Linked DNA regions of Mus musculus: regions 1 and 2 are each linked to region 3. Evidence: chromatin loops called from intact Hi-C (ENCODE). Cell type or tissue: heart. All regions are shown on one strand. Each heading gives the region's core, and the rest is flanking DNA. Links, peaks and the distances in the headings are about the cores only.

The links. Hi-C counts contacts between places; a loop is a spot of excess contacts. Peaks named below come from ENCODE experiments on the same cell type or tissue, not always from the same donor. Only the 100,000 strongest peaks of a DNase experiment are listed, where the experiment ranks them.
Region 1: a loop joins it to region 3, with 2.1 times the contacts of the local background. A loop is called at or near these places in 4 of 42 quality-filtered maps.
Region 2: a loop joins it to region 3, with 1.9 times the contacts of the local background. A loop is called at or near these places in 2 of 42 quality-filtered maps.

Annotation. Positions count from the first base shown.
Region 1 is chr7:122,907,098-122,912,097 of GRCm38, forward strand. No RefSeq gene overlaps it. Among named protein-coding and RNA genes, the nearest start is that of Gm39082, 15 kb to the right of the region's middle. In heart, for the core only: CTCF peaks have their summits at 1,070 (motif pointing left) and 2,387 (motif pointing left); no DNase peak of the experiment used is centred there.
Region 2 is chr7:122,714,278-122,719,277 of GRCm38, forward strand. All of the region lies in intron 1 of Cacng3 (calcium channel, voltage-dependent, gamma subunit 3), which reads left to right. Among named protein-coding and RNA genes, the nearest start is that of Cacng3, 45 kb to the left of the region's middle. In heart, for the core only: no CTCF peak of the experiment used is centred there; a DNase peak (open chromatin) is centred at 2,194.
Region 3 is chr7:122,817,580-122,825,491 of GRCm38, forward strand. No RefSeq gene overlaps it. Among named protein-coding and RNA genes, the nearest start is that of Gm39082, 100 kb to the right of the region's middle. In heart, for the core only: no CTCF peak of the experiment used is centred there; DNase peaks (open chromatin) are centred at 3,212, 3,552 and 3,792; H3K27ac peaks cover 1,396 bases.

The DNA.
Region 1 (5,000 bases), core at 1-5,000, 88 kb after region 3:
GTTGTCGTTGAGACAGGGTTTCTTGCTAATGCAAGCTGTCCTCAAACTCACTGCATAGTCAAGGTTGCCCTTGAACATCTGGTCCTCCTGACTCCACCTCCCAGGTGCTAAGATTTATAGACAGGGTGTGCCAGTTTTATACATGTGTTTAGGATCTCAGGTCATCAGGATGGTTAATGCTAGGAGTCACTTGACTACACTGAAGGATGCTTAGAGATCTAGTAAAGTGTTGCTTCTGGGTGTGTCTGTGAAGGTTTTTCCGGAGAAGATTGGCAGATGAGAAAGACCTGCCTTCAAGCTGGCATCATCCAATCAGCCTCAGGATAAGAGGGGATGGAACAGCATCATCGGCAGGTGAGTTTCTGCTGTCCCCACCCTACTTCATACTCTGATTCTTTAGTGTCTTATTCTTAAGGCTTACACCAATATCCCCTGCTCGGGGAGTTCTCAGGAGTTCTACTTTTGACTGAGGGCTGTATCATCAGCCTCCCTCATTCTGAGGTTTGTAGCTTCTTGAACCAAGCTAGGAGGCCAGCTTCTTTTCTAACAGTCAGCCTATCGTGGAACACTTCAGCCTTGTGACTATGTGAACAAATCCCCCCTCAGATCAGCCATCCTTGGAAAGCCACTGGGAAGTAAATGCTGTTGATCTCAAACCCAGAACCCCCTTCCAAGCCAGCATGCCTGCTCCTCCAGATGCCAGCAGGACTGGCTTCTAGGGGCTCACATGTGTCTTGCAAAACTGCACAGTGTGGATTCGATCTTATACCCTAGCCAACAACATAAGTTGAAGTCCTGAAGTTCTTACCCCTTGCCTTTGAATATGAGCTTATTTGGAGACAGAATTAGAAGTAATTAACACAAACGGGTCATTGAGAGTCTACGACAGTATGACCACTGTCCTTATAAACAGGGGAAATTTTAAAATGAAGATGTATAGGAGGTCTGAAGAGATGGTTCAGAGGCTAAAAGCACTTGATGCCCTTCCAGAGGTCCTCAGTTCAATTCCTAGACACCACATGGTGGCTCACAACCATCTATAATGTAATCTGGTGCCCTCTCCTGGCCTGCAGGCATACATGCAAGCATATATATAATATATGTATATATAATGTACACTGATATATATGATATGTAATATATATGTTTATATATAATTATATACTTATATAGATATTCTAAATCTATAATGTGCATATACATATATACTGTATATATAATAAAAACATAAATCTTTTTAAAAATTAAAAAGAGATGCATGACAAAGATGAAGGCAGAGATCAAGAATGTCAAAAATTTCCAGCAATTACCAGAAGGTACGAGAGGGCAAGAGACAGGTCCCTCTCAGAACCTCAGAAAGCCCAGACTGCAGACCTCCAGTCCAGCCACTAAAGATAAGTTCTTCCCCTTCCCCTGCCCCTGCCCCTACCCCTGCCCCTGCCCCTTCCCTTTCCCCTTCACATACCCCTGCCCCTTCCCCCTCTTTCCCTTCCCCTGCCCCCTCTTCCCCTGCCCCTTCCCCTTCTTCCCCTGCCCCTTCCCCTGACCCCTCCTCCCCTGCCCCTTCCCCCTCTTCTGCTGCCCCTGCCCCTGCCCCTTTTGCCCCTGCCCCTTCCTTTCCTCCTCTTCCTCTTCCTCCCTTCCCCTTCCTCCCTTCCCCTTCTTCTCCCTCCTCTTTTTTCCCGTCCTCTCTCCCTTCCTCCTTCTATTTCCTTTCTCCTTCTCACATCCCTCCTTTCCTTCCTTCCTGCCTTTTTAAAACTCTTTCCTTGTCTTTGTTTGTTTTGTTTGTTTAAGGTTCTCTATAGTAACCCAAAATGGACTCAAACCTCATGATCCTCCTGCCTCGGACTCCTGAGTGTTGAGATTGTAAGAACATGACATCATGCCCAGATCAAAACAGTCCATATCTATGTCTTAGTTATGAATTAAACACTACCCTTTGCCAGCAAGGTGTCGGTTTACACCGATTCCGAGGCCCTCACAGCTCCTTGCATCAGGCTCTCAGCAAAGACTTCACAGCAGAGCACCAGCCACGTGGCCTTGACGACCCGACAGGTTCTCAGGCAACACCAATGGACTTCCGGTTCCGTTTTCACTCTATTTCTTCAGTCACCCCTTCTGGAGAACCTAAACCCAGCATAGGCCAAGAAGTCAAGTCCAGAAACGCGTGTTTCCTGGGCTCCTGCAGGCAAGAGATTCTTCCTCCGCTGCTGGATCAAAAACTGTTGGAGACAGCCTTAAACTTGGGACGAATATCTATGACCTGTGAAGGCCAGCTCTCTTAGAGGGAGAGGAAGCTGCTGCCGGGCCGAGCTATGGGATCTAGATTCAAAACCAGCTCTCCACTATCAAGGACACAGAAAGGGGGTGCCCCCGCCTGGTCAAGATAGGATTAGGCCAACTCAGCTAAATTTTTCTCACAGAGCAAAAGCAGAGTCTAACACTGGTCTTCTGCTTCAGATTCTCACGCCCGCATACTCTTACACGTACTTTGAAAGTGCTGTAGAGATTGGAAAGTAGATCTGAATCCAGAGAGGACCTGGAAGTACTGCTAGCCTATACCCACCAGTTCAAAGAGGGACTGTCCCTAGTGATGGACCAAGCTGGTCTCTCGCATCTTCCCAGGGATGTGAGCCAAACCTCCTGTGAGCAATTATAGCAACTGCCCTGTCTGAGCAGGAACAGATTAGAGGGACTCTGCCTCCCTCGCTCTTACCTGTATAGAAATATTAACTCAGAATGAGGCTGCTCTGGCAAGAGATCACAGCCAAAGACCTTCTAGGTCTCTGTGATCCAGCTGGAATACAGACATGCCTGTAATCCCAGGAGACTGAGGCAAGCTGATTTCTGAGTTCAAGACCAGCCTTGATATAGAGCTAGTTTCAGGTAAAGAAAAGCTTAGGTCTAGGCATGGTGGTACACACCTTTAATCCCAGCACTCAGGAGACAGAGGCACGCAGATCTCTGAGTTGTAGTCCGTTCTGTTTAGTCAGTGCGGTTGAGTCAGCGAGTTGAGAGGCAGTGAGTGCAGTGGAGTGGAATTCACGACAGTTCAGTTAGTGGAGCTCAGAGACGGTTTTTATAGAACACTTTTACAGAGTCAGGTTGAAGAGAGAACAAGCTAGACACAGGTGAAGACAAAACAAGCCAGGGAAAGAGAAGGAGCCAGAAGATTCGAACAGATTGCTAGGGATAGTTTGAGGCCAAGCAGAGCAATTCAGTCAGAAGCTGAGAAGCTAGTTCGAATCAGCCAGCTAGGAAAGGAGTTTGAGCCAGAATAGTTGAGTTGAACCAGCCAGCCAGAGCTCAGAAAGAGCTAGAAAAGGTGAGCTTGTTAAGCAGCAAGTCTCAGAAGCTGAAGACATTCTAGGCCTAGATTAGATTGCATGGAGGCTAGAAGCTTCCAAGACGAGGCCTAGGTTAGCTGATGGCAGCAGTAAGCCTCCGAGACAACAGTTACATCAGACAAATAAAAGTTACTTTTACAGGTACCAATGACTCTCAGTTTCTGGGATCATTTCCTATGTATCTCTCTGGAGTCCAGGTTGGAAAGTGGACGGGGATGTTGTGATGGCAGACATGAGCACATAACAAGGTAGGTAACTCTATGTACATCCAGGGCCGACGTCAGAGGGAAAGAGTGAAAACCATGTCTACGTTAGCAATGAAAGATACCTTGCAAAGCAATCTACCTCCAGACTCATTTAACAGATGAGAGAAATGAGATTCAAAGATGGGCTGGACCCAAACAGGGGGAGGCATGTGTTCCTGGTCACACTGGAGTGTGTACATGTGTGTTTGGGGGATGGGGAATGTATTAGTCAGGGTTCTCTAGAGTCACAGAACTTATGGATAGTCTCTAGATAGTAAAGGAATTTATTGATGACTTACAGTTGGCAGCCCAATTCCCAACAATTGTTCAGTCGCAGCTGTGAATGGAAGTCCAAGGATCTAGCAGTTACTCAGTCTCACACAGCAAGCAGGCGAAGGAGCAGGAGCAAGAGCAAGAGCTAGACTCCCTTCTTCCAATGTCCTTATATTGTCTCCAGCAGAAGGTGTAGCCCAGATTAAAGGTGTGTTCCGCCACACCTTTAATCCCAGATGAAAGGTGTAGCCCAGATTAAAGGTGTGTTCCTTAAACTCGGAGATTCAATCTTCTGGAATCCATAGCCACTGTGGCTCAAGATCTTCAAACCAAGATCCAGATAAGGATCTCCAAGCCTCCAGATAAGGGTCACTGGTGAGCCTTCCAATTCCGGATTGTAGTTCATTCCAAATATTGTCAAGTTGACAACCAGGAATAGCCACTACAATCCACCCCTTGTCAACTTGACACAAATAATATCTCATGTTCACATGAAACAATAACAAGGTTGTAAATACGCCTAACATGATATAACTATCCCTCGTACAATTGCAAACGCATTAGTAAATTTACAGTGGGCATTCATATTACTTTATAATCCTCGTTTCTGCAACTGGTTATGTGGCCTTAATTGGTATTTATAACTACCTTCCTCTACTACCCATTCTGTATTTCCTTCTCCTTCAGCCAGAACCTCAGCAGGTCTTGGCTCTTTTCCTAGAGGATTGACCCATACCTTCATTCCTGATGGGTCTGCGTCCTTTGTCATCCTGCTTGGATTAGGCTGTTGTAGTTTCCCATTGACTTTAATCACAGGACATGGTAGTACTAAGAGACGCCCTAAGGGATCATCTACACTCCAGACATAATCTTGCTTACCACCATTGTGAAGAGGTAATCCAATTTCCCCATGGTAATCTGGATCTATCACCCCTCCTAACACTGTTATTCCTTTTTTAGCCTGTTGGTTTAAGGGCATTAGAAGCCCAAAATGACCAGGGGGAAGTCTGAGCTTCCAGTTCAATGGAATGTTTGTTGTAGCTCCTGGTAGGAGCACTCCCCTCTCTGGAGCCAAAACTTCTAAGCCAGCAGAACCTAGAGTTATGGGGACAGGAAGCAAAAATTTTCCTAG
Region 2 (5,000 bases), core at 1-5,000, 100 kb before region 3:
TGAGTGAGGATGGAGAGTTTTGCTGTGGATTAAGAGTTAATAAATTTGGGAGAAGGTAAGAAAAGGGGAGTGGAAGAGAGAAGGGAAGGGGAAAAGAGAAGGGGGGGAAGGAGAGGGAAGGGGCTGAAAAAAGAGGAGGGGAGGGAAGGGGAGAGAAAAGCAGAGGAAGGGAGGAGAGTAGAGGAAGAAGAGGAGAGTAGAGGAAGAAGAGGGGAGGAGAGTGAGGGGAGGGAAGGGGAGGGGAGGGGAGGGGAGGGGAGGGGAGAGGAGAGGAGAGGAGAGGAGAGGAGGGTATATCCTAGGTTCTCATTTCTCATGGGGCTTGGAGTCCTTTTAGCTTCAAGAGATCAAAACCCACAAGCCCTGACCGCACAGCTCACCCACTCTGAAGACCAGAGACCATGAATATCAAAGAGCTCCAGATGGGAAGCTAAAGCTATTTCTATGTTTATTTCTCACTTTGTAGAATCTTCTTCTGAGCTATGACTAAGGCCTTTTGATCTGAACTGCTTCCAAACTGCCTTTCCACCCCAGATAAAGAGCTGATCTTTTGTTCCCTACAGTGGCTCATAGACTCACGAGGCAAGCAATAGGCTCTTGAATCTGTATTCAAGGCCATAACCTCAGGTATCTAGAGAGACCAGAAAAGTTGTATAGGAAAAAAAGGAGAAAAAAGGCATAGTTCACTAGTAGAGGGCTTGCCCAAGGCCCTGGGTCCAATCTCCAGCACCATCAAAAAACAGAAGAAAGGGGACTGGGGGTATAGACCATAGTGAACTCCAAGCCTGTTAAAAGAACACAGGCCTATGCTGTCATGCCCTCTGAATTAGAAGAATCAGAAATCTGCATTCTTCTGTGAACTCCTATAGTTTGTAGATGTTGGCTACAGTCATCCACCTTTATGAGAGACAAGCAAAGTGCATCCACTGGAAGGTCCCAAAGTTTATATTTTAGTACATTCATCCTCTTACTGATTGACACAGAAGAGCTCTCTTAGGCGGTAATCCACAGACATCTTATAGCAAACACTCAAGTGCGGGTCAGTACACCAGAAGTAACTCATGCCATTTTCTCTGCAAAAGCACTCCTGCTCTCCAACCTCATTATCTTCCTTCCTTCACTTCCTCTCTCCCTCCTCCTTTTTCTCCTCTTCTTCCTTCTTCCCCTTCCATACAGGTCCCTCCCCAACCCATTCCGCTTCCTTCCCAACCCTCCTTCCAATCTCTCTCCTTTCCTTGCTCTCCCACCCAACCTGTATTTCCTGAACTAATGGGTTTCTGGGCAAGTTGAAATCTGAATCTTCAGAATTTGATGAATTAAGATGAAATCTTAGCAACCCAGCAGAGGTAGAAAACCACAAGTCAGCCCATTCCTCTGCACAATGCTAGGAAGAGGGTGCTGTGCCCTCAGCTCCCAACGGATATGAAGGCAGGGAAGGCACCTACCTGCCACCTGCCAGGCATCCCTCGTGCCCTGCCTCGATATCTCACTGTTTCCTTTGACTTTTCTGAGGCATGAGTCTTTTTCCTTGGAACTATGGGAATTGATTCGAAGACACCATCCAAAGCAGGGAATAGGGCTGTGGGAATTATTATCCATCTGGCAGTAGCAGGCTTCCAAATGAAAAACATACTTCATTCATTCATCTTGGCACGCATCCCAGATTCTCTCACCCAAGAGGGTACTATGCACCAGTGACAAAGGCTTTGAGACAACAAAGGCATTTGAAGTCTTTGGGACATTAAAGACCATGCTCTCTAGTTAATAGCTCTAGGTTCTGGGCATCTGTACTCTCTCTGAATCTGCTACTAGACATCCCTGTGGCTGAGAGATCGATAGATCTGGACCTGGGAGTCTTCCCCGTGTAAGATTCACTTCTCTGGGAATGGCACTGAGCATCTAGTGGGGAGATAGATGCAGGGTTCTAGATTGAAACTTTGAACATTGTACACGTCTCATCTCCCTCCCCAAGCCCAAATGCCCCTGGAGCTGCATAGAAAGACGATTGGTCCAGCCTTTCTCTTCACCCCTCATCACTTAGCTTCCAGCTTCCCATTTTCCCTCTGCAATCTATTTTCCACATTGTAGCTGCTGTAATCTTGTGAAAACATCCGTAAGGTCGTGCTAGCCTTCCTGCTTAATATTCTCCAGTGGCTTCCTACCAGTCTGTAAAAATAAGCCTCCTTATCACCAACAAAAACCTTGTTTCTCCAAATGTGGTCCTTGGACTAGGAGCATCAGCCTCCCATGGGGGCTGAGAGAGATGAAAGGAACTGACTCCACCCAGCTGAATCAGAATCTGCATTTTTCACAAAGTCCCCTGGGGATTTGGGCACTAAAAGTATTTAGGAAACTGTAGGCTTTCAGATCCACGTCAGTGGTCCTCAATGGTAGCACAGTTAATCTCCTGCTCTTTGTTTTAAAAAACACACACAGACGTGGATGCCTGGGCTTCATTGGGTCATGGTAGGACGCTGGCACTGGAATGCTTTTTAAATTCTCTAGATGATTATAAATTACAAGGGGTTAAAACAGCTGCAATGTCCAGTGGGTTCCTTGCTCACTTCACCAGCTTCAATTCCAACACCCTCTTCCTCTTTTGGACTCCATCTCCACCAGCCAATTGATTAATTGATTGATGATTGACTGATTGATGGTTGATTGATTGATTGATTGATTGATTGATTAAAACACAATCTTGTTATCACAGGCTTCCCTGGAGCTTGAACTTCCGGTCCTCCTGTCTTAAGTGCTGAGATCATAGGCATGTGCCACCATAGCTGCTTTGTGTTGTAGTACTTTGAGCTTGCCCGGCAAGCACTCTACCGACCGAGTCACATCCTTCTCTTCACAGTCCAGGAAGCTCTTAGTCCAAACCCTTGTGTGCTGCCACCTAGAGCCTCATGGCTTGCTTTTTGTAATTATTTTAAATGTCACCTTCTCAAAGACCCATTCCTTCCTGTCTGCCCCCAACAGCTCTATGTCTGCATTCAATCCTCTCCCTAGGATACAATGCTTCTTGAAGTAAACTTGTGTCTGGACGTCTGTGTGTGGGATATGTATTTTCCTTCATTGCATTTCAGCTCCAGAAAAACAGGGACCTTCTGAGGGTTATTTACCAGTGAGATGGTTTAATAGCCCAAATGGAGCCACAGGCATTGGGTAAGAACATGTGTCAGGCAGTTGAGAGAGGGAGAGAGAGATGAGGGAAGAGAGAGAATGCTTTTCAAAATGAGTTAGTCATCATGGCAAAAAATTTGAATTTATTAGACTATTTTATAATTTTTTAATATGTTAAGGTAATAGATTTTAAAATTAAGCACAGGAAAGGATATACTACGGTCTTAGTTGTTTTTCTTTCTTTTGTTTGTTTTAGTTGTTTTTCTTTTATTGTGTTAAAATTCTTTGACAAAGGCAACTTGTAAGAGAAAGGGCTTCTTCAAGAGTATGAGGAGACTGCTCACAGTTCAAGGGAAAAGAGCATCATGGGAGGAGAAGGTGGGAGGAGCCTGAGGCAGATGGGCACATTCCACACACAGTCAGAGAGCAGAGAGGGATGACTGGTTCTCAGCATCCTTTCTTCATCTATGAGGTCCAGAATTCCAGCCAGGGAATGGTACCACCCACAGTAGACAGGGCTCCCCATCTCAATTAACGTAAGATAACCACCCCCACCCCTACCCAGGCATGCTTAGAAGCTTGTCCCTCAGGTGACTCTAGATCCTATCCTAACAGGCTGACAAATAGCATTAACGGCCACAACTCCTTCTTAGTATTTAGAACTTATAAGTCTTGTTCCCTAGCCTTGCCTTTTCTGTTTGTTTGTTCCTTTGTTTCATTTTTCTAAGACAGACTCGGGATGGCCTCAAACTTGCTCTGTACCAAAGATGGTTTTAGACTCCTGATCCTCTGACATTCTTCTGCCCTGCCCTAGGCTGACAGGTTCATACTGCTATGATCCATGTTTTCTATATGTTGTTGGGTATGGTGCCCAGGACTTCCTACATGCTGGGCAAACACCCTACCAACTAAGCCATCTAGCCTTATGGTATAACATGAGTGCAGAGAGTTGTACACATCACACATATGTAACTAAGTGAATTCTAGCAAAGAGAACAGGCCTGTGTAGTCAGTGCCTAAGGGGAGCAGAGCTGGCAGAGGCCCTGAAAGATCAGCTCATTCTGTTGGAAGTCAGGCTCCTGCATTCCTGAAACAGACGGAGATGGAATGAACTGGGGGTCTGCAAGCGTTAGTCCAACACAGTGGCCTCTGTAACACAGCAACTAGCCCAATACCTTACAAAAACAAGCCGGTGAGTCCTGTGACAATGAAGCAAAGTGATCAGTGAATAAATTCCCTTCTTCCCTTCACCCCCATGTACATCGCCTCTGGGAAATCCAAGCTCCCAAAGGCTCAACTGTTGAGTGGGAGCCACTAGCACATGGTGGAACCACAGCACAGCCCTGCACTGGGGGATGTGACACACAGATGTAGGCTCAGCAGTTAGGACACTGTGGTGGGAGATGTTGATCTTGAGTGAGGCAGGCATCTGGGAAATCACTAGCCTACTCCATTTCGCTGTGACCCAAAACTGCTCTATAATACGAAGTCTAAGTGAAGCAGAAATCATTAGCAAAGGGCAGCAAGTTTCAACCATCCCTAGGCCTGAGGATGACAATGGTCTGGTGCCTTTCAAGGTCTAGAGGAGAAGGCTTTGAGTGGGAGTGGCCAGGTTGACTCTCCTTGTGCCTGTCCTCTGTCATTCATATGCACTGTAGTTCTTGATGTGTGAGGGGGTCCATGCCACCCGTGGGCTGCTCTTGGTACCAGCTCTTTGGGAATCTTTTAGTTTAGGGAATCTTACATTTTACCACCCCTACCTCCTCCCACCCCGCCACCCCCACCCATCCCTGGCAGCTCTTCTTCCTTCTCACCTCCCTGTCTGCAGACAAAGCACAGGTGCTGGGTAGGGTGATAGCTGAATAGCAGCTACAGATATG
Region 3 (7,912 bases), core at 1,385-6,384:
AGTTGGCTCTGGCATTTTAATACCCAGTAAATAATTCTTTCCATGCACAGAATGGTCTAGTTCGGTGGTTTCTCTGTGCGGTCGCTTATACTCCACACATCTGTCCTTCACACATAAGCACAGTAATGCTTTTTATAACCCCTCTTTAAAAACAGGAAGCCAGTTTGCTCCCCTGGAGACAGCATCACCTCCATGCATGTGTCTGAGTACATGCCCAAGGGAACTGAAGTCAACATAACGCAGAGACACCCACACATCCATGCTGATTGCAATACTATTCACAATAGCCGAGATGTGGGGCCAACCTAGAGGACTGTCAACCGATGAATGAGCAAAGAAACGGTGGTGTATACAGTGGACTATTATTCATCCAGAAAGAGGACTGATAGAACATCATTTACGAGAGAGAAAGTGTAACAGGAGATGATCATGTTAAACAAAATAAGCCAGACTCAAAGGAGGGTTTCTTGGTTGTAATCCAGTTAACAACCAAGACTAACCATCACAACTGGGCTACATAATGTACTGTAGCAGAAAAGCAAAAGGTGAACTTTAAAAAAAAATGAAATAATAGGAGAACATGACTACTTCCAAAGCAGGGAGATTTTATTGTAGATATAAATGGAAACACAGGCAGAGGGAAGAGCCTAGGATGACCATGGCCAGCAGACTAAACAGGACCATGAGAGGGGATAGGGGAAGAGCAAGAGGGGAGCCCCTACCAAAAGATGTGGCCCAGACCTAGCAAAAATAAGGGATAAAACAAACAATAGCATCAAACTTGTGTTGCATTAACCAGAGCCAAGATTAGAGTGAAGCAAACAAGCACCTACAGCTCAAAATTTAAGGTGTTGCTCACCCAGGATTCTGTAAACGGAGGGCTGGAACCTGAGAATATGAGCCTCCTTAAGTTCTCCCCCTTACACGCCTCACTTCAGTCTAATAAGAACAAGGCTGTCGGCACAGGAAGTTCTACCAGATTATAGACATTTGGAGCCGAGAGAGACTCAGAATTGTACAAAATCTGTTTGAAGAGCTGAATGTCAGCCCAAGGATGTGTACAGGCTGGAGGTCAGTCTTTCTCATCCCGAGGGACCCATGAGACTCACCCTGTGGACTTTAACACTGATGACCCCAGAGCCATCCCAGAGGCCAGTGAATTCTGACCGCCAAGGATAGGGTATGGAGGTTAGCAAGTTTTTCAAGCTTCTAAATGGTTCTGGTGAGCCATGGTGGGGAGGTGGGAGGGGGGGAAATGAGAACTCTGCTCTCAACATGGAAGGAGTGAACATGGAAGGCTGAAGCCTGTGAACACATCTGGGGAAGTCCTCTCCCACCCCAGCTATACTTATGTTAAAGAAGTAATTTTATGCCCTATGGCAACAAGGTATTAAACAGATAAAGGAGAAATTGTGGTGTGAAAATAGAGAGTAATTACCATGCGGAGGGAATTTTATGTCACAAGTGTGCACAGTTAAACCTGCTCATTACATTAAGCCATCTCTGTAGGACTTTACTGGATACTGTGGGCATCACAGAGGTGGTTAGTAATCCAACACAAAGACTGTGGCCTTGGATTTAATTTGTTAAAATTCTTTCTGGCCTATTCAATGGCATCTGTGGCCAGCACCAAGGGCATTCTCAAAAGTACCTTGTTAATTCTAATGGCCAGTCTTCACTGGTTCCAAAAGGCACAGCAGGTTAAAACAGCAGTGAGATAGGCATGGGCAGAATCTGGTGTCCTCTGATGGACGGCTGCAGCATTAATTACCATTCTTAGCTGCTCGCCATCCATCAAACCATCTCTAATTCAAAGGATAGCCATCACCTTCACCTGCTACCATCTCCTGGTTGAGACAGGGAGGGAACAAGAAGATGCAAGAGCAGCATTCTGTTGGTGTTTGGCTTTTCTCTTAGGATCTCAATCACGGTTCGTTGTCCTGTGACACAGGACAGCTGACGAGGTAGGAAAGAAATCAAAGCTTCTCCTAATTAGAGGAACAGCGGTGATCCAGAATAGAAAGTAAGAGAAAGAATCTTGACTTGAGTAGTGTTGGTTTTACGGACTTTAGACAAGTAGGGCATTCTAGACTTTCGTTCACATCAGCTCAGTGAATAAGGAGGAAGACTGTGGGATCCGTCATTAAAGCACTCACGGACACATTACTCTTCTGTAGTAAGGGAGGTGGGTAGAAACATGGTAGGCAAGGATTTGCTTAGAAGTTCATTTCTCAGCTTCCTCTTAATCTTTCCCCACATACAAAACCAACAGGTATTTGTGTGTGTGTGTGTGTGTGTGTGTGTGTGTGTGCCTAGAAAATTATGCCCTAAAATATAGCAGTTTCCCATGACAAGACCCTTGAATTGAAGAACGAGAGTGTCACAGTGCCCAATCCTTATCAAGTTATTTTCTGGTTTCCTCTCCCTCAACCAACACTCTAAATTCTAAGAATTAAGATGCTGACTGCTGTATAACCTTTCAGAGCTATAGAATATAGCCCAGGATATCTGATGACTGTCAGATAACACCAACATGGGCAATGCCTCTCCTTATTCAAGTCCTGTGCATCAACTAAATACAAAGCATGTAAATTGCTGAGAAGTTGAACTTACTGAAAATCCATATACTGGGAACAGAAAAATGTGTGAGAGCCAGAAGTGGGGAATGACATCAGGGAAACAGAAGAACTTGTGAGTAGAAAAGAACCTGTGAGTAAACAGGTTATAGGTCCTAGAAGAGAATCTACCACCAATCTACCTACTACTGATCTATCTATTATTCTGCTAAGTGGGCACAGTGCTAAACTGACTTACATGGACTTATTACTGTTTACCTATAGATTAATGCATCTCTCACTCCTCACCAGAGAACTTTCTTTTTGCAGTAGATGGTGATTAGAATAGAAACACATGACTGCTCAGTGTGCAGAGAATGAGAGCCTGTGGGCTGCTCTACCATAAATGGATCTACACCATACTCTCACCTTGCAGTCCTCGGGGATCGTTGTGGAAAGAGGGAACAGAAAAATGTGTAAGAGCCAGAAGTGGGGAATGGCATCAGGGAAACAGAAGTTTTGAAGCATGCACAAGACTTGAGTAAGCTAAAGCCGGACCATATCCCCACATTCAGGGGATAGGGTGTGTGTGGAAGAGTAGGCGTGAAGAGCCACCGCTGCCTGCAGAGCTATTGGCCTTTGATAGCTGCTGGGAGAGGGAAAGTGTGGCCCTGGCAGGTCAACAGTGCTCCAGCATCCGGTCACACATTCAAGAGTATATGGACAGCACAAATTAGACTTGATGTTTTGTTTTTAAAGGGGGACACAAAGTTGAATGGGTGAGAATGAGGGCAGTTGTGAGAAGGGTAAATATGTTCAGACTGCATTGTTCATACACTCTCAAAGAACTAATAACAATTAAACTTTATTTTATTTTTTTTAAAGCCATATGTTTGTCTAAAGAAGTACAGGAACCAGCCCCAAGAACTCAAGGCCAGTTTAGAATGCTCTGGCCCAGCATCACAGGATTTCCTGCCCATTGTCTCACTGTGCTTAGTTTTCCTTCCTGTAAAAGCCTTCTCATGTACTTGGGTTCCCTTGGTGTTAGAAATAAACAAAAACCTGGATATCACACAGAAGAAGAAACTAATAGTGCCAGAGTGGCTCGGCAAGGCAATTCTTTTTATTAAAAAGGTGCATCAAGACCTATAGCCGTCTAGCAAGCATGCTTGACCAAGGCAGTTTCCATCTTTACCCCATGTACGTACGTACTGACCGCGTCTCACCTGATTGGTAGAGCTTGATGTCACAGTCTGACACAGCTGGCTAGTCAGCACAAAGGGAAAGGGACAGTTCAGGAAACGTAAGTCCTTGCCCAGCTAACTTCCTTTTGTACGGGGCAGGAAAGTAAGACAGAAAGACAATGATTTCTTGAAATAGCTTTTTACATTTTTTATACCAAAAATAGCCCCTCCCTTACCTTCCCAGAAGCCCTTGAATAACCCTAATTGCCTTCCCACCTTCCTGAGTATTGCCTTTCAAGCAGGGAGCAGTCATACTTGAATCTGGTAGCATTCTCTCTAACCCTCTTCTCTCCTGTCTCTCACTCATTTTTCTCTCCCAATACATACATAAGGGGGGCTTCCTTTCTGAAGTCTCTTTATCTGCCTAAAAGTCAATCCTCTAAAAATGAACATTTTTGTATACCCCTCCTTGAAAAATCTTATAAACAAAGAAAAATTAACTCACAACTGTTGAGTCTCAAACCCTGGGACAAATGACTCTGGTGCCTTATTTAACATATCAAGGAGGACCTGGCCACCAAGTTCTCCCAGCAACCCTCAGTCCCTACCTGTTACAGCTAGCATACCCACCCACTACCCTAAACTTCTCCAGTGCAGGGGCTGCCCATTCCTATATAGTCCAATCATTTTGGTTACCTGGTCCTTTTTGACAGAACACAGTCAAAAAGACTGACCCATGGTGAGCAAGGCCTTGAGGGACTGTGAGAGACACACCAGAATGAAAATGCAAAGGGCCTTTTACCTCAGGTGCTTTTTATTTCCTGGATTATTCTTGGATGTGATTTTTTTTTTTTTTTTTGCCTCCTGTGACAAACATTTACATTCAATTTATAAGACATGTTTACTCTTGTTAGACATCAGAACATAGCTACAGAATCCAATCTGGTCAGTGTACCCGGAATCTGGATATGGCCTTCTGCCTTGCCTTCATGTGTTCCCAGATAAAACCTATAGTATGTGGCAGGCAGTTGTGTTTAAAGACAACCCAAACTCACCATACATTTTCTCTCCTTTCTGCTTCCAAAACTTGTTCCCACCTCCAAGCCCTGAGCTATTGTTCCTTTCTACAGCTACGACACTATAAGAACTTCAGTCATCTAGACATCCCTTGAGTCTCACACGGGGTGACAGTCCTGTGCATAGGCATATCATTCCTACCTGTTAACTTATCGTCATTTATTTCCCACACTCAATTGTCAGAGAGTAGAGATTTTCTCTCTCCTAGACTGGTTACTTTTCTCATCATTGAGAAAAAAAAAAAAATACTTGACAAAAGCAACCTAAGGAAGGAAGGATTTATTTTGGGTCACAGTATGAAAGGGGACAGTCCACTAGGATGTCGGGCAGAGAGTGAGACCCTTGTCACATTGCACCCATACCCAGGAAGCAGAGCGGGATGAACTGGTACTCAGCTTGCGTTTTTCCTTCTTATTCAGTGCGAGAGCCGCTCATGGGATGGCACTGCCCACCTCCAAGGTGGGGCTTCCGTCCTTAGTTAAACCTCTCTGGAAACATCCTCACAGATATACTCAGAGGTGTGTTACCATGGCGATTCTAAAATCAGTCACATTTTTAATGAGATGAAGCATTACATCTCTCCTCCATATGCCTTGCCTTAAGCATAAAGAAGGTTGTTAGGAGTTTGGATGGTTACCCTGCCCCACCTTAGCCCTTCCAAAATGTATGCCCTCTAATTAAACAGCCAGAACCTTGTCACCTAAACTGAAAACCTTGAAGTCATTCATCCCAGATGCCTTCCTCTCTGCACGCTGTGAGACCTCTGGGCTTTTCCCTCCCACACACCCCTTCCTTCATCCCATCATTCCAGTCGCGCCCCTGGTGCCATGTTACTTCTATTGCCTTCATCTGCCACATTCACAATGGCTTACCTTATTTACTTTTTGAAAATTACTTTTAATTGCATGGAACATGAATACATTATCATTTTTAAGGCAGTAACAATATAGGTAACCAAAAATTCAAGATTAAACGATGATAATCTTTGGGCACTTTCCAGATATCTTCTATGAATATCTATTTTTTAAAATGTTACATTGTATATAATGCCATACACGGTTTTGTCTCTTTCTGTTTTTAACCTAGCAATGTATCCTGGGCATTTCCCATGTGAGTGTGTACCGACCTCATTTGTTCTATTACATACATGTCCTGGGGTGACAAGAGGCTTCTGTTCAGTCTTGGTTCCCATTTCCTGGTGTTCCTGCCTTGCGTAATCCTCTCTCGGGGTGTGTCTGTGAGGGTGTTTCCGGAATAAATTAGCATCTGAATCAGTAGACTGAATGAGGAAGAGCCACCCTCACCAATGTGGGCAGCATCCTCCTGAACCTGCAAAGGTTCGGATAGAACAAAAAGGCAGAGGAAGACTGAGTCTGTTTCTCTGCTCTGGAACTGAGACAGTCAAGGCTTTTCTTCATTTTTCAAGTAAAATCAAACCTTGGTAGTGCACGCCTCTAACAACAGCAGGGGGCAGAGGATTATATGTTTCAGGCCAGCCTGGGCTACATGGCAACACTCCTCCCCCCCCCAAAAAAAAAAATTAAGACAATACTCAAGAATGTATTAGTGCTCAATATTTGCAAGATTCAGGGTTTACTCCCTAGCACCAAAAAGAAAGAGAAGAGGAGGAGGTGGTGAAGGAAGAAGAGAAGGAGGAAAAATTGAAGAGCTGGGAAATTGTTTAATCAATAAAATGCCTGCCGTGCAAGCATGAAGACCTGGATTTGGATCTCCACCACCCATGTCATCCCAGTCCTGGGGAGTGAGAGACAGATGAGTCCCTAGAGCTCACTGGCCAGCCAAGCTAGCCAATCAGTGAGCTCCAAGCTCAGTGAGAGACCTTGACTGAAAACATAAGATTAAGAACAACGGAGGAAAACATCCAAATCACCTTATGTTCTTGATACAAATATACACACACATGCATATGACTCACACATGTGAGCATACACACACACACACACACACACACACACACACATATCAACACATGCACTTTTTTAAAAAAATAGAATCTTGAGATTAATTTCAGAACTCAGGAGGCTGGGGCTGGAAGACTGAGAGTTCAAGGGTACACTGGGCTATTGAAAAATAGTTGTGACGCTATGTCAATGACAGAGGAAGAGATAAAGGAAGAGAAGAAAATATATTTAGGACAGCCAGGGCTATACAGAGAAACCATGTCTCGAAAAAACAAAAACAAAAACAAAAAAAAAAAAAACAACATTTTTAAAGTGTAGATTAACTACACTTATCTAACATGATATGAAAATTTTTACAGGAGTGAACACAGGTACACCAGTCAGGTGAAGACCAAGCAAAAACAGGGGTAAAGACAGCCATTAGAGGAGAAATGCTTCAAAGACCAGCAACCTTGCCACACCTTTGTTAGAAGGAGCCCACCAGAGATGACCACTAAGACATTTTATAGACAAGTCTGTATAACAAACAGCTGGGACTACATTCAGATATTCAGGTCCTGAGAGTAGCACAAAGTGTCCAGAGCACAGGGCACTGAAGGCAGAAACTATGTCCTGGCACCTTGCTCTGCAGCTTCTGGGGTGGGGGGCAAGGGTGCTTTGCATAAGCAAGCAATTTGACAGAAGCTAAGATAAGCAGGTAGCTGAAAGAGCTTCAGAACAATCAAGCAGGTTAACAGAAGCTAAGATTAGTTAGCTAGGGCACCTTGACTTTGGGCTCCTAGAATACAGTTGGGTAATTTTCTATGGGATTCTCCATCGAGAAGATCAAATTCTAGTTAAACCTGAAATGGCCTCAGCAAGAACATATGATGGAGGAGCACCCTCACGCTCTGGCTCTGTCACATTCCTCACTGTTTCTGTAGGCATGAGTCAAACTATTGATTCATCCTGTTCTAGGAGGACATAGTTGGTCCTAGAGATCAGTAACTTAGTTGACCATGAAGTTGAGGATGCAGGGCCCTGCCATTAACCTGATCAGAATAAGAATCAAAGTTCTAATGCCAGTGGTAAGATGAGGGACCCTAAGTGGTTTTTCAGTCCCACACTCTCCTTACAGCTTCCCCCTCCTGCCTGGAGTCAAGGATAGACCAAGTTCCATTCTCCACCCACAGGA